3 separate regions of the Homo sapiens genome follow, and all the other regions are linked to region 2. The links are chromatin contacts, found by Hi-C or POLR2A ChIA-PET in ENCODE. All regions are on one chromosome and are shown on one strand. Each heading gives the region's core, a stretch centred on a gene start or an enhancer-like site at or near the end of the contact. The rest is flanking DNA. Distances are from core to core; before and after follow the strand shown. Region 1 holds the start of COQ10A (coenzyme Q10A). Region 2 holds the start of R3HDM2-DT (R3HDM2 divergent transcript). Region 3 holds the start of RAB5B (RAB5B, member RAS oncogene family).

What was found. Hi-C counts contacts between places; a loop is a spot of excess contacts on that map. ChIA-PET counts read pairs that join two places held with the same protein, here RNA polymerase II (POLR2A). Pooled maps may share reads with other maps.
Region 1: a map of naive thymus-derived CD4-positive, alpha-beta T cell shows a loop between it and region 2 (12-fold over the local background). The contact joins the promoter of COQ10A here to the promoter of R3HDM2-DT in region 2. A Hi-C loop is called at or near these places in 1 of 168 maps with a recorded cell type or tissue (naive thymus-derived CD4-positive, alpha-beta T cell) and 4 of 50 pooled maps. POLR2A ChIA-PET finds 5 or more read pairs at or near these places in 1 of 52 experiments (Panc1).
Region 3: a pooled map shows a loop between it and region 2 (13-fold over the local background). The contact joins the promoter of RAB5B here to the promoter of R3HDM2-DT in region 2. A Hi-C loop is called at or near these places in 8 of 50 pooled maps. POLR2A ChIA-PET finds 5 or more read pairs at or near these places in 2 of 52 experiments (Panc1 and activated B cell).

Annotation. Positions count from the first base shown.
Region 1 is chr12:56,264,992-56,269,636 of GRCh38, reverse strand. It overlaps COQ10A (coenzyme Q10A), which reads right to left and starts at 2,695. Exons shown (of 5, transcript NM_144576.4): 1 at 2,385-2,695; 2 at 1,697-1,843; 3 at 386-578; 4 at 76-177. The coding sequence starts at 2,518. RefSeq lists enhancers at 1,913-1,982, 2,432-2,601, 2,125-2,624, 2,693-2,802, a cis regulatory region at 2,516 and a silencer at 2,263-2,592.
Region 2 is chr12:57,428,751-57,432,913 of GRCh38, reverse strand. R3HDM2-DT (R3HDM2 divergent transcript) reads right to left here and starts at 1,798. Exons shown (of 2, transcript NR_185976.1): 1 at 1,484-1,798. It overlaps R3HDM2 (R3H domain containing 2), which reads left to right and starts at 1,871. Exons shown (of 24, transcript NM_001394031.1): 1 at 1,871-2,194. RefSeq lists a silencer at 1,970-2,439 and an enhancer at 2,620-2,729.
Region 3 is chr12:55,972,726-55,977,253 of GRCh38, reverse strand. It overlaps RAB5B (RAB5B, member RAS oncogene family), which reads right to left and starts at 3,176. Exons shown (of 6, transcript NM_002868.4): 1 at 3,115-3,176. CDK2 (cyclin dependent kinase 2) reads right to left here. Exons shown (of 7, transcript NM_001798.5): 7 at 4,465-4,528. RefSeq lists an enhancer at 3,283-3,432.

The DNA.
Region 1 (4,645 bases), core at 1,446-3,945, 1.2 Mb after region 2:
AATAACCCTGTCACAGTACCCCAGCCCTTCCTCATACCCAGTCCTCGTCCTCTGCTACACAACCTCCTGACTCACCGAAAAGTCCACAGTGCAGGTTCGAGGATAGGCAGGAATACCAGGGCTGAATCGCCAAATAGTCTCTAAGTGGTTGAAGAGCTTGCCATCAGTACAAACAGCCTAGAATAGGGTAATCAGGTAGTTAAATAACATTACTAAGTATAGGATACAATATAAAGGAATTGAAAGCCATTTTCCTTCTTTTCTGATATGAGGGAAATACTTGACACATGGACATAAAGTACTTACAAGGAAGGCCAAAATAGCACTTTCATATGAAACTGCTAAAAACAAAAAATCTTGTCAATCCCTCCCATACAGGCCTCACCTTGACCATGTGAGGTTTGACCATGGAAACTGCAGAGGTGTAACGTTCCATGACAGGTGGAAAGCCAACCTCCAGCTGGGCTTTCAAATGACCCTTACGGCTGGATACCACCAGAGACTTCTTACACCAGGGCACAAACTCACGATACTCCTGGACGTTGGACACCACCTCATACATCTCCTGCATTGAGTACCTAGGAGAAGAAGAATCACAGGCCAAGGAGCTGCCAGCTGGGTCAGGTTCCTCCTTGCTATAGGCCCCTAATTCATACCTTTGCCCACTAACCACGCACCTTCAGGAACTACAGATCCCAAATAAGCCTGGATGAATAACTTCCCAAAAGCAAACGTGTAAATCCTTATGATACTGTTACCTTATATTTTGCAGTTTACAGAATGCTTTTGCATTCATTGTTTATTTTGATTTTAAGAGGGACCATCTAGGGAGAACAGAGGCTGTCAGTTTTACTGGTGATCACACAAGGATCAGATCCCAGCTCTTAACAATTTTTTAACAATGTGGCCTTAGGTAAATTACCTGTGTCTCCATTTTCTCACCTGATTTATAGGTTTGTTGTGAGAATTAAATGAGAAATATCTATGTAAAACATCTAAGTCAAGCTGCTAGCATGTAGCAAGTGCTCGATAATTTAGCTATTATGCTCAAAATATACTAAAAAGGTTACGCTGCTAATTTACACATACTAGGTACCCATAAAAATTATTTTTAAATGGTCACCAGAAAAATACACCCTGTTTTTTGTTTTGTTTTTTGAGACAGTCTTGCTCTGTCGCCCAGGCTGGAGTGCAGTGGGGCAATCTCAGCTCACTGCAACCTCTGCCTCCCAGGTTCCAGCGATTATCCTGCCTCAGCCTCCCAAATAGCTGGGATTAAAGGCGCCCGCCACCGTGCCAGGCTGATTCTTGTGTGTGTGTTTTTTTTTAGTGGAGACAGGGTTTCACCATGTTGGCCAGGCTGGTCTCGAACTCCTGACCTAAAACGATCGGCCCGCCTCAGCCTCCCAAAGTCCTGGGATTACAGGCGTGAGCCACCGCACCCAGCTACGCCCTGTTGTCTTAAAGTATAGTCCAACCCTAGTCTCATTTCACTTAAGCACATGCACAGCAACCAAGAAGGGAGAAATTAAGGTCGGAAGAGTGGCAGGGGAGGACTGAGGATCAGTATTGTAGCTGGGGAGGGGGATGGCTAGGGATGAATCTTGCCCACCGATGATACCCTGACATTCTTGCCTGGACAGGGTTATTTGGAGGGAAAAGGGAGGTGCAAGGATGCAAGGCAGAGAATGCTTACCCCATGATTCTACGCTCCGAGTAAGCCTTTCGCTTGTTGGTGAAGGGAGCAGCAAATCCCATGAAGGAACGGCTCGAAGGTAAGCCAGCCTCAGCCGCCAAGATCTGGGCAGCCCGAGGCAAGAGGAGGCTGCAGGAGGTCAGAAACCTAAGGCCAAAGGAAAGAGGAGCCAACCGTATAGTTCTTCGTAATCCTCTATCATTTGTAGGTGAAGGAGAAGAAGAGTGCATCCCAGACGAAGGTCGTCCAAACAAGCTTTCCCCCCAGCACCTGCTGCAGCCCGCTAGGCTCTCTCTGGCCAGGGAGTCACGAGTGCAAAAGGTCGAGGGCAGCTAAGGACAGGGCTGGGGGCGGGGTGAGGGGGATGAGAAAAAGGGGTGTGTGGGAAGCGCCAGTTGCCTTTGACTGGGCCTACACTACTGCTGAAAGCTAAGACTTTAAGGAAGCATCACTGTCCCCGGGGACCCCAGGGCGCCCGCGAGGGCCAAGAAGAGGTTGGACACTCACCCCGAGAACTTCCCTTCTCGTACAACTTGCAAAAGCATTATCCAAAGCTCTACGTTAGCTCCCAGGGCATGATTGCTGCCAGTCCCCGCCGCGCCTGCATCCCAGTATAGCACCCCTCCACCGCGGAACCCCGGGGTTCGCAGCGACCCCCTGCCCTCAGCCGCGGTCACCTCCCTCTCACCTCATTGGTCGCGGCGGTGGCAGAGGGCCTGGGGGCGGGGCCGGTTGCGCGCCCGGGCTGAGCGAGAGCCGGCAGCAGCGCTCGGCTGCCGCGCGCGTCCCAGCTGGGACCCGCCGCGAGCCCGCCCAGGCCATGCGCGCGACCCTGCCTGGCCCTCTAAGTTCTGACGCGGGCTGCGCCCTCCTCACTCCAAAGGCGGAGCGGCAAGAGGCAGCGGCTGGGCTGGTTCGGGACCTCTGAGCGCAGGGGCGACGGGAGGCGGCAGCACCTCTCGCCTTGCTCCCGTCCAGGCTGCCGGGTAGGCTAGAACTGAAGCCGGGACCGCTGCTCCCGCAGATCTCGGTACCCCCACGTCACGCTGTTGCCATGGCTCGGGCCTGGGAGAGGAAGGAAGGAAGGAAGGGGACAACGCCGCCTGTCGGGAGATGTAGTTTCACACCTGTGGCGAGAAAGGGCACTGGGGTGTGCGTTTGAGAAGCTGCAAAGATGGTTCGGGGACTGAGGTCGCCTGTGGTCACAGGACCCGATAGGTAGGCACAGAGGCGACTTCGTGGGCGTGTCTACCGCAGATATCTGTAGATCCTCTGAACGTCGCTGTTAGAGCCTTAGGTTCTCTAGAGGGACATAGTGAATAGGATAAATGTATATATGAAAGGGAGTTTATTAAGAATTGCCTCACAGGATCACAAGGTAAAGTCTCACATTAGGCCGTCTGCAAGTTGAGGAGCAAGGAGGCCAGTGGTGGATCAGTCCAAGGCCCAAAACCTCAAAAGTAGGGAAGCCGGCAGTGCAGCCTTCAGTCTGTGGCCAAAGCCCCGAGAGCCCTTGGCAAACCACTGGTGTAAGTCCAAGAGTCCAAAAGCTGAAGAACTTGGAGTCTGATGTTCGAGGGCAGGAAGCATCCAGCATGAGAGAAAGACGAAGGCCGGAAGACTTCAGCAAGTCAGCTTCTTCCACCTACTTTTACTTTTATTTATTTATTTATTTATTTATTTATTTATTTATTTATTTGAGACGGAGTCTCGCTCTGTTGCCCAGACTGGAGTGCAGTGGCACGATCTCAGCTCACTGCAACCTTGGCCTCCCAGGTTCAAGCGATCCTCCTGCCTCACCACCCCCGCCCCGCCCCCCTCCCCAGTACCTGGGATTACAGGCATGCGCCACCATGCCCAGCTAATTTTTGTATTTTTAGTAGAGATGGGGTTTCGCCATGTTGGCCAGGCTGGTCTCGAACTCCTGACCTCAGGTGATCCACCCGTCTCGGCTTCCCAAAGTGCTGGGATTACAGGTGTTAGCCACCATGCCTAGCCCTGCCTACTTTTTCTAGCGTCGCTGGCAGCGGATTGGATGGTGCCCACCATTGAGACTGGGTCACTTCCTTCCAGTCCACTGACTTAAATGTTAATCTCCTTTGGCAACACCCTCACAGACACTCAGGAACAACACTTTGCCTCCTTCAATCCAATCAAGTTGACACTCAATCATCACAGAGCCTTTATCATATTCGGCCTTGTTTATAGTTAGAAGCACTGTTCATCTTTGTAGCTTCCACAAGTGGTTAGTGCTGTGTTCTACATTTTTGGGAAAGGAGATTAACATTCCAAGCTCTGGGCTAAGACTGCATAGTTTTTACCTTTAATATTTATAGAAAGAAGTCGAGGTAGGAAGAACCAGATATTCTTAGGACAGAGAACCATCTTTGTTTGAAAAGTGTGCGCTTGATGAAGAGTGAGACCTCATGGACAGAAACCCACGCAATTAAATACCACTATACTACTTTTCATGATTCAAGGAGAAAAAAAAAATGCTCTTGGCTAGGCATGGTGGCTCACGTCTGTAATCCCAGCACTTTGGGAGGCTGAGGCGGGCAGATCACTTGAGGTCAGGAGTTCAAGACCAGCCTGGCCAACATAGTGAGACCTTATCTCTACTAAAAATACAAAAATTAGCCAGGTATGGTGGCGGGCGCCTCTAATCCCAGCTACTCGGGAGGCTGAGGCAGGAGAATCGCTTGAACCCAGGAGGCGGAAGTTGGAGTGAGCTGAGATTGTGCCACTGCACTCCAGCCTGAGCAACAGAGCAAGACTCCATCTCAAAAAAAAAAAAAAAAAAAAAAGGAAAGAAAGAAAAGAAAAGAAAGCAAGCGAGCAAGAAAGAGAAAAAATGCTCTTGATAAAAGTCAGGTGGGCCAGGTGCGGTGGCTCATGCCTGTAATCTCAGCACTTTGGGAGGCCGAGGTGGGTGGATCACGAGGTCAGGAG
Region 2 (4,163 bases), core at 549-3,048:
TGTACTAAAAATACCAAAGAAAAATAAAAAAATAAATAAAATAAAAATAAGCCGGGCGTGGTGGCACATGCCTGTAGTCCCAGCTACCTGAGAGGCTGAGGCAGGAGAATCACTTGAACCCGGGAGGTGGAGGTTGCAGTGAGCTGAGATCATGCCACTGCACTCCAGCCTGGGCGACAGAGCAAGACTCCGTCTCAAAAAAAATAAAAAAAAATCTGGAACTTTGGTTTCATTATTGTGCCTCAGGTTTCCTCATCTATAAAACAGGTATAATAATAGTACCTATTGTATTGAGGATTTGATACTAACAATAGATGTAGAATGCTACACATTTTATATTGTACTTACATACACATAATACAAATATTAGCTATTATTTCCTACTGGTCATCACTGCCTGGTCTGGAACTCCTGAGCTCAAATGATCCACCTGCCTTGGCCTCCCAAAGTGCTAGGTGTGAGCCACTGCGCCCGGCCAAGACAAAAAGTTTAAATCGTGGTGAAAAGTGGCAGGTTAGATCAGTTCAGTTCAGTTGTATTTTTCTTCCCCCGTTGTTGTTCTCTAGAGGGTTGAGAGAATTTGGGGGCAGGAGGCAGTGATGACCAGGAGAGAGGGCTGGGCAAGGTGGCTCACACCTGTAATCCCAGAACTTTGGAAGGCCGAGGCGGGTGGATCACCTGAGGCCAGGAGTTCGAGATTAGCCTGGCCAACATGGCAAAACCCCGTCTCTACTAAAAATACAAAAAATAGCCGGGTGTGATGGTGCGTGCCTGTAGTCCCAGCTACTCCGGACGCTGAGGCAGGAGAATCACTTGAACCTGAGAGGTGAAGGTTGTAGTGAACCGACATTGCACCACTGCAATCTAGTTGCCTGGGTGACAAAGCGAGACCCCATCTCAAAATAAATAAAACAAACAAACAAACAAACAAAAAACGCCAACCAACCTGGAACTTGCTCATCCTTGAAGGAAAGATGAACTTCATGCCTCTATGACTTTGCTGGAATCTCCATTCTTACCTCTCTAGTGAACTATTTATAGTCTCAAGATTAGCTGGAGTTTCACCTGTAGTTTCTCTGTAACTTACTCAATCTCTTTTACCGCTAAGAACGAATTGCTGTTCCTTGTGTTTCCATAGCACATTTAAACCTTTCTATTATAGCACTTAAATTGTACTATAATTATTTGACTTTTTTTGCCTACCGCAGTTTCTGTCACAAGGTAAATATTTAATGGTCGAATTCTACAAAAGACTACATTGCTTCTTTGAGGGAGTTTGGTCAGTAAATTATCCACACACACATAATCAATAACTAAATTGATTCTGCCTAGAATGGACAAAACGGGGGAGGCTGGACATTTAAGACGATTTTTGAGAACTGTATCTTAGAGAGGGGATGATGGTAAGAATGTGATCTTAATAGGACAGACTGAGTTCCTCCTAGGTCGGTTTTTTTCATCTTTACGTAAAATGGACATTTACCTGCTCAACTATAGTTATCCACGTATGCAACAAATACCGAGTGTACGTTCTTTTGGTACAGGAGTTACTGCCCTAAGTGAAAGTGCTCTGTAAATGGAAATTACTTTAGAATGATCACTATTAGTATTATATTGAAATCCAGGGTATTCTATCTGACAGACTTGAAGGGTTTAAGGAGGACCGAGGCTCCCAGTGACTCCGGATTGGTGTCCTGACACAGGTAACGCGGAAGGAGGAGAGGGCGAGCGAGCGAGTGCGAGTGCGCGCGCGCCGGCGGGAGTGCGTGCGGCAGGCGGTAGGCCCCGCAGGGCTGCTGAGGGGCACGCGGGAAGCCAGGAAGCAGGGACGGCCGGAACGCAGGACGAGGTGACGACAACGCCGGACGTAGTGACGTAGCGCGCAGCCGCAGCGGGGGGCGGACTCTGGGCTTTTCTTCCCCTTCTGATTTTCCCCTCCCCCCTTTTCTCCCTTTCCGGGTTTGGTTCCCCCCTTTTCTTCCCCTCTCCCCCCTCCTTCCCAAGCCCCTTTCCCCTCCCCCGTCCCAGTCCCCCCTGCTTCCCAGCCCTCGGCCCCGGGGAAGCCCCGGCCGAGAAAAGCCCGCCCCCAGAAGCGCGCCGCCGCCGGCCGTCGGGGCCGAGCCGCAGCCGAGCGGCCGTGGGCCCGGGCGGCGGGCGGAGACGTGGGCGCCCTCCCCGCCAAGGCCCGTGCGAGGTGAGGCCACCTCCCGGCCGAGGGGGCGGGCGGCCCGGACGGCCTGTGGGGAGGGGGCGTGGCGGCCGCACGGGCGGGCGCGAGGAGGCCCCGCGGCCTGGGTTCCTCGCGCCCGGCAGCCGGTCCCGGGGACGATGGGTCAGGGTCGGATGGCCGCGGGAAGGACTGCTCCAAGTGTGCGCTGCTGGAGAGAAGCTGGGGGCGCGGGGCGGAGGGCGGCGGTGCGGGGGCAGGGGGGTGGCGCCACCTGTGGCCTTTGCGGGGTGACCTAAAAACTATTGCGCCCTTCCAGTGCTTCGGGGTGGCTAGCTCCGTGTGTTTCTTGGGTGGCGGTTTTCCTTCGAGCGTGGAGCATGGAAAAATAGGACGGAGAGGTGTAGAAGTGTTTAAAATCATGCTGGTGTCCAGGTTTCTTACAGGGACGGGGATTTGAGTTGGCACATACAGGGAGATGTTTCTATAGCTTAAAACTTGGGCCTACACTAAGCTCATAACTACTCGAGCCCCTGAAAACGCTTCGATTCGTTTTCCCGTAGAGCTAACATTTTTCAACATTTGTGGCCATTAAGTCTCGGAACTACCAGGAATACTGACTTAGAGTGAATTGTCATTGGATAATGATGAGAAATGACCGAATAACAATCCCAGAACTGCGTTAAAACGGAAGAAAGAAAAGTGGAAAAGTTTGAATTCAGATCCCAGTTGGATGAATATCCTTGTACATAATGTTGTTCAAATAGATAACTAAGATTGAGAAGCCTGAGTCCTGTCTGATATGCGTAAGCCACGTGGAGACTCAAGGAAGGAGGAAAGTGACAGGTTTCACTTCAGGAATATCACAAATTCCTAGCATTTTCTTGTATTTTTAGATAGATTTGCAGTTGAATTATTTGTGGCTCTTCTTCCTAATGCTTTTTTTTGTTGTTGTTCCACCAATATTCCCCCCCCACCCCCGCCCCCCTTTTTGTTGCTGGGGTATCAAGACAAAAGGTTGTATTTTGTTTTTTGAGACAGGGTCTCAGTCTGTCACCCAGAATGGAGTGTAGTGGTTCCTTTTCGGCTCAATGCAACCTCTGCCTCCTGGCCTCAAGCCGTCCTCCTACCTCAGTCCCCCAAGTAGCTGGGAGTACAGGCATGAGCCACCACTCCTGGCTGATTTTTGTAGAGACGGGTTTCACCTTGCTGCCCAGGCTGGTCTGGAACTCCTGGGCTCAAGTGATCCACCTGCCTTGGCCTCCCAAAGTGGTAGGCTTGAGCCACCGCGCCGGGAAAGACAAAAAGTTTAAATAGTGGTGAAAAGTGGCCGGTTAGATTAATTCAGTTCAGTTTTTAGTTGTATTTTTCTTACCCTGTTGCTGTTCTCCAGAGAGTTGAGAGAAAAGATAACTTTTTTCTTGAAGGCCTGATGAACTCCTAACAAGTTAAATTTCAGAGTTGAAGTTCCATTTGTCTTTGTGTCCATTATATGATTAGTAGAGCTTCACAATTTTTTTTTCGTAGGGATGGGATCTTGCTATGTTGCCCAGGCTGGTTTTGAACTCCTGGCCTCAAGTGATCCTCTGGCCTCAGACTCCCAAAAGCACTGGGATTACAGGCGTGAGCCATTGCTCTTGGCAGAGCTTCACAATGTAAAGTTTTAAAAAAATTTGACAAATAAAAATAGCATGCCTGACTGGCCGGGCACGGTGGCTCATGCTGTAATCGCAGCACTTTGGGAGGCGAAGGCAGGTGGATCACCTGAGGTCAGGAGTTTGAGACCAGCCTGGCCAACATGGTGGAACCCCGTCTCTACTAAAAATACAAAAAGTAGCCAGGCGTGGTGGCAGGCACCTGTAATCTCAGCTTCTTGGCAGGCTGAGGTGGGAGAATCATTTGAACCCAGGAGGCGGATTTTGCAGTAAGCCAAGATCGTGCCACTGTACTCCAGCCTAGGCAACAGAGCGAGAGACTGTCTCAAAAAAAAAAAAAA
Region 3 (4,528 bases), core at 1,927-4,426, 1.5 Mb after region 2:
CCTGTAATCCCAGTGCTTTGGGAGGCTGAGGCACGTGGATCACCTGAGGTCAGGAGTTAGAGTCCAGCCTGGCCAACATGGTCAAATCCCGTCTCTACTAATAATACAAAAATTAGCTGGTCGTGGTGGTGCACGCCTGTAATCCCAGCTACTCTGGAGGCTGAGGCAGGAGAATCGCGTGAACCTAGGAGGCAGACGTTGCAGTGAGCCGAGATCATGCCACTGCACTCCAGCCTGGGTGACAAAAGTGAAACTCCGTCTAAAAACACACACACATACTCCTACACAACTGTCTCTAGGACTGGCTTGCAGGTGAGAAAAGTTCCTTGGGGGAAAAAACCGAGGTTTCCAATGGGCGCTGTACAAAGGCTGGGTACAACAGAGGGCTTTTAAAGCTAGTAAGGACAAATTCAATTAATAAGGTGGTAGTATGAAATGCCCCAGCTGTACTCTGACTCTGAGATTTAGAGGAAAACCGATTTCAAATCCAGATAAGCTTGGAGCTTCTCAGATCCCTACAGAAAGACACACACTGTACTCCAGCCTAAGTGACAAAGCAAGACCCTGTCTCTAAAAATAGAAGAAAAGAAAAGAAAGACAAATACAGGGGCCTCTTAGGAGAACCATCATCATCATGGATAAGAAAGGGATAGTCAAGTAATGTGAACATGCAGAGACCATGAACATCCAGAGACCATGAATTTGAGATAAGGGTCTGAAATTCCTTTCTTTAGCAGAGATGCCAACAATTATCCCAACCAAAATGATCCTTTCTCCCCATAAAGTTTTGTTCCATCTCTTTGGGCACTTCCTAGGACACCCAGCACACAACTTGGGGTGTGTGTGTTTGTGTGTACTCAAGGTGAATAACACACAGTACAGCCCTCTGCTTGTCGGACTTGGTAGAAGACAAAATGAACTGTGAAAGGAACACAATAAATAACAGAGTATCATCCCAGAAGGGAAAACTGTAGAAAGAATAAGACTAGAGTTTGATGAGAACATGAAAACACAATTGCCTTTTGTGACACATCCCCCAAAGCAAAGCAAGATTAGTCTGATTTGCTGTCTCTGATCCTTGACCTTCCTAAATGAAATATGAATAAGGTATGTGTGGGAGGATTTATACTTCTTAAACTGCTGTACACCTTCCATATTTTAAAATATGTACATATTAACTTTTGTAATTAAGAAATGTAGTGATGGCCGGGTGTGGTGGCTCACGCCTGTAATCCCAGCACTTTGGGAGGCCGAGGTGGGCGGATCATGAGGTCAAGAGATTGAGACCATCCTGGCCAACATGGTAAAACCCTGTCTCTACTAAAAATACAAAAATTAGCTGGGCGTGGTGGCGCACGCCTGTAGTCCCAGCTACTTGGGAGGCTGAGGCAGGAGAATCTCTTGAACCTGGGAGGTGGAGGTTGCAGTGAGACTCCGTCTCAAAAAAAAAAAAAAAAAAAAAAGAAATGTAGTGATAAAATATATTGGTAGAGACGCAGAAAAGGAGGAAGTACAGTAAGGGAAAATCCAATAGGCTCCAATCTATGAGGGACTAAGAAGGCTAGCAGACCATTAAAAATATGTGGGGAGGAGGGTACTCCACTCCTCTGCTTTGGCAATCTTTGTCTTTTTTTTTTTTGGAGACAGGGTCTCATTCTGTTGCCCAGGCTGGAGTGCAGTGGGAAGATCATGGCTCACTGCACCCTCGAACTCCCGGGCTCAAGTGATCCTCCTGTCTCAGCCTCCCAAAGTGCTGGGATTACAGGCGTGGGCTACTGCACCTCTGTATCTTTTTCTCTACTCACCATCTTCCCCAGATACTTCATAGTTTGACCCAACTTTCTAACAGCACAGAAATCTGGGCTTTTGAAGTAGACAAAGAACAAGGGGTGATGCCAAGCTTTTGAAATGGAATTTCTCACTCTTCCCCAAATCTCTTCCTCAGTGATATCACCGCATAGTTTCGGACCTGTTAACTCCATTACCTGCCTGGGAAATACCCAAGTCAAGTCTAAGTCCCACAAAAGTTTCACCAACTATGATCAGAAGATCTCCTGATGGCTGAGGATCTCTAAGCCCCTTTCCCATGTAGATAATGAAATAGATATGAAATAGATTCTCAGTTCTAGGAGACATGGTATTTGCTATAGACCACATTATTAAGTGGGAAAGAAGTGGACAAAACATGCCCCCAATCCAACTTCTTAGCTCTTTCATAGGACATGAAACAGTAAGTTAAGAAACAGACTGCAGTATAGACCAGCTATGAGGCCAACAGAAAGTGTAGGGGCTGAGTTTGGAGCAGCCAACAGTCATGGAAAAAAAAAAATTACTTTGATCTTCATCCCTACCCTGGGAGTTTTAAAAAGCTTCAAATTACCACATCTAAACACTAAAGGGAACAAAAGAGTGTGTACTCCCAAGACCCAGAGCCCCCAGCCCACCCTTCAGCATTCCCAGAAGTTCCCATAACTGATACCAGGCCCTGCTTCCATTACTTCAACTACCTTAGTCTTCTAGATTAATACAGCCTTCTTCATTTTCCCCAGTTCTCCCTCACTGAACCCAAATCTCTCTCAGCTCAACACCATAGCACCCTCAGTTCTTTTTACAATAGGCACTTTCCCTGAAAAGAACGCTTCTTACCCAACTAAGAACCCTTCTCAGGCCCTTCCAATGAACCTCTCTGCAGGGACCCAGCCCCAGTCACCCCCGGGGCTCGGGCGACAGGTCTGACCCTCCTCACCTCCCGGCAAATGGGCTTACCTCACCCGCTGCCCTGTTCCTTTCCCCAGCTCCTCCCTCTTCAGCGCTGCTTAATGAGGCCTGCCCCTGCCCTCACTCAAGCTCCAGGCCTCCAGCCCCCGGCCCTCGGCCTGGCCGCCGCCACAGCCCAGCCGCCTTCCCGACTCACCAACTTCGGGGTCCCAGGCCGCCCAGTCCCCTCCTCAGCGACCCCCATTAGGCCTGCCGGGGCCCGGCCCCCTTCTCCCCTCTCCGGTGGGCCACTCTAACCCCTCGCTTAGGACCAGACCCGCCTCCGCTCTCAGGCCAGGCTGCTCTCATCTCCCGGGCGCTTCCGCCCCTGCCCTTTGGGCTCCATCAGCTCGGTACCTGGGGCTCCGTCTCCCCCGTCGGCCCCAAGCCTGTGTCGAACAGACAAACAGCTGCAGCTCAACCAAACCCTCCTGCCCCTCCTTCTCCTCCTCGCCCTGGGGCGGGGCTCCAGCCAATAGCTCGATTACCCGCCTACCTTCGAGGGTGGGCTATATGTGCACTCATCCACCAATCCTCTGGAGAAAGGCGAGTCTCTTTGGGCGCTGTCACCAACAAGTACGAGCAAGGGACGCGACAGGCGGGGCCACAAGCCAATAGCGAGGGAGAAACCTCGAAGATGGACGAGGTAAGGAGCCATTAAAGAGCAAGCTCCTGAAGACAGGGGGCGGTACACTGCCGACAGGCGTATGTATCCACCAATAAAATCTCGACACCCCATGACCCCGCCTTTTGACTCATAAACATCTAATCAGGTGAGTGATGGAGGCGGGTCAAAGTGAAACTTTAACCAGTACTGCGAAAATACGGTACTTGACTGGCAGGCAAGGAGGGGTTGAAGGAAGCCTTAGGAAGGCCGCTACTGACCTTCGCCCCTCCCCCTGGACTTGGCTGGGGCTGGCTCTAGTGCCCTGCCTTCTATGACAAATTCGCGGGCGTAAAGGGAAATACCTCTTCTAGGGATCCGGAGCCTGGGAATTTAAGTAACCCTGACATCAGCGCTTCCTCCTTTTAGTGAGGCTTCAGTGGACAGGCGTATTTGGGGTGGCCGCGGGCGGTCTGAGATGTTTTTTGGTGGAATGAGACAATGGCAACTACAAGAAGTGGTAGCTTGGAGACGCTTTTTCAGAATCGTATGTAAATGTAAATAAAAGAATCTTTGGAAAACTTTTCTGTCTGTGATATGAAACAGAAAGGAAAAACGGCGGGCTTACTGGGAAATGCAGTGTCGAAAGGCAAATTCCCCGGGAGCCCTCTTCCTGCCGCTATGTATGTGCATGGGTGTGTGTATGTATGGGGTGTGTGTGCATATATGGTGTGTATGTGGTGTGTGTGTATTTGGTATATGTATACGTGGTGTGTGTGGTATATGTGTGTATATGATGTGTGTGTGGTGTGTGTATGTGATGTGTGTGTGGTGTGGTGTGTGTGTGGTATGTTGGCTGGGGGAAAGGAGGTTTGCTGGTGTGTGGAGAAAGTGAAGTAGGAAGTATATAGGCTTCAGTTTCCCCAGCCATAAATAGGGATGATAATAACCACTTTGTTCACCGTCAGCACTAGCCAAAATGGGGTGGGGTGGGCAGCCATGCACAGAGAGATTAGGAAAAGGGGTCTGAAATCAATGATCACATACACACATTCATATTCTGTCTCCCACCATTCTTTCAGTAAATAAGAGGAGGAAAGAGATGAACTATAAAACTAGGCACATTTTTTTAATGAGCTACAAACTAAATTACAAATAACGTTAATA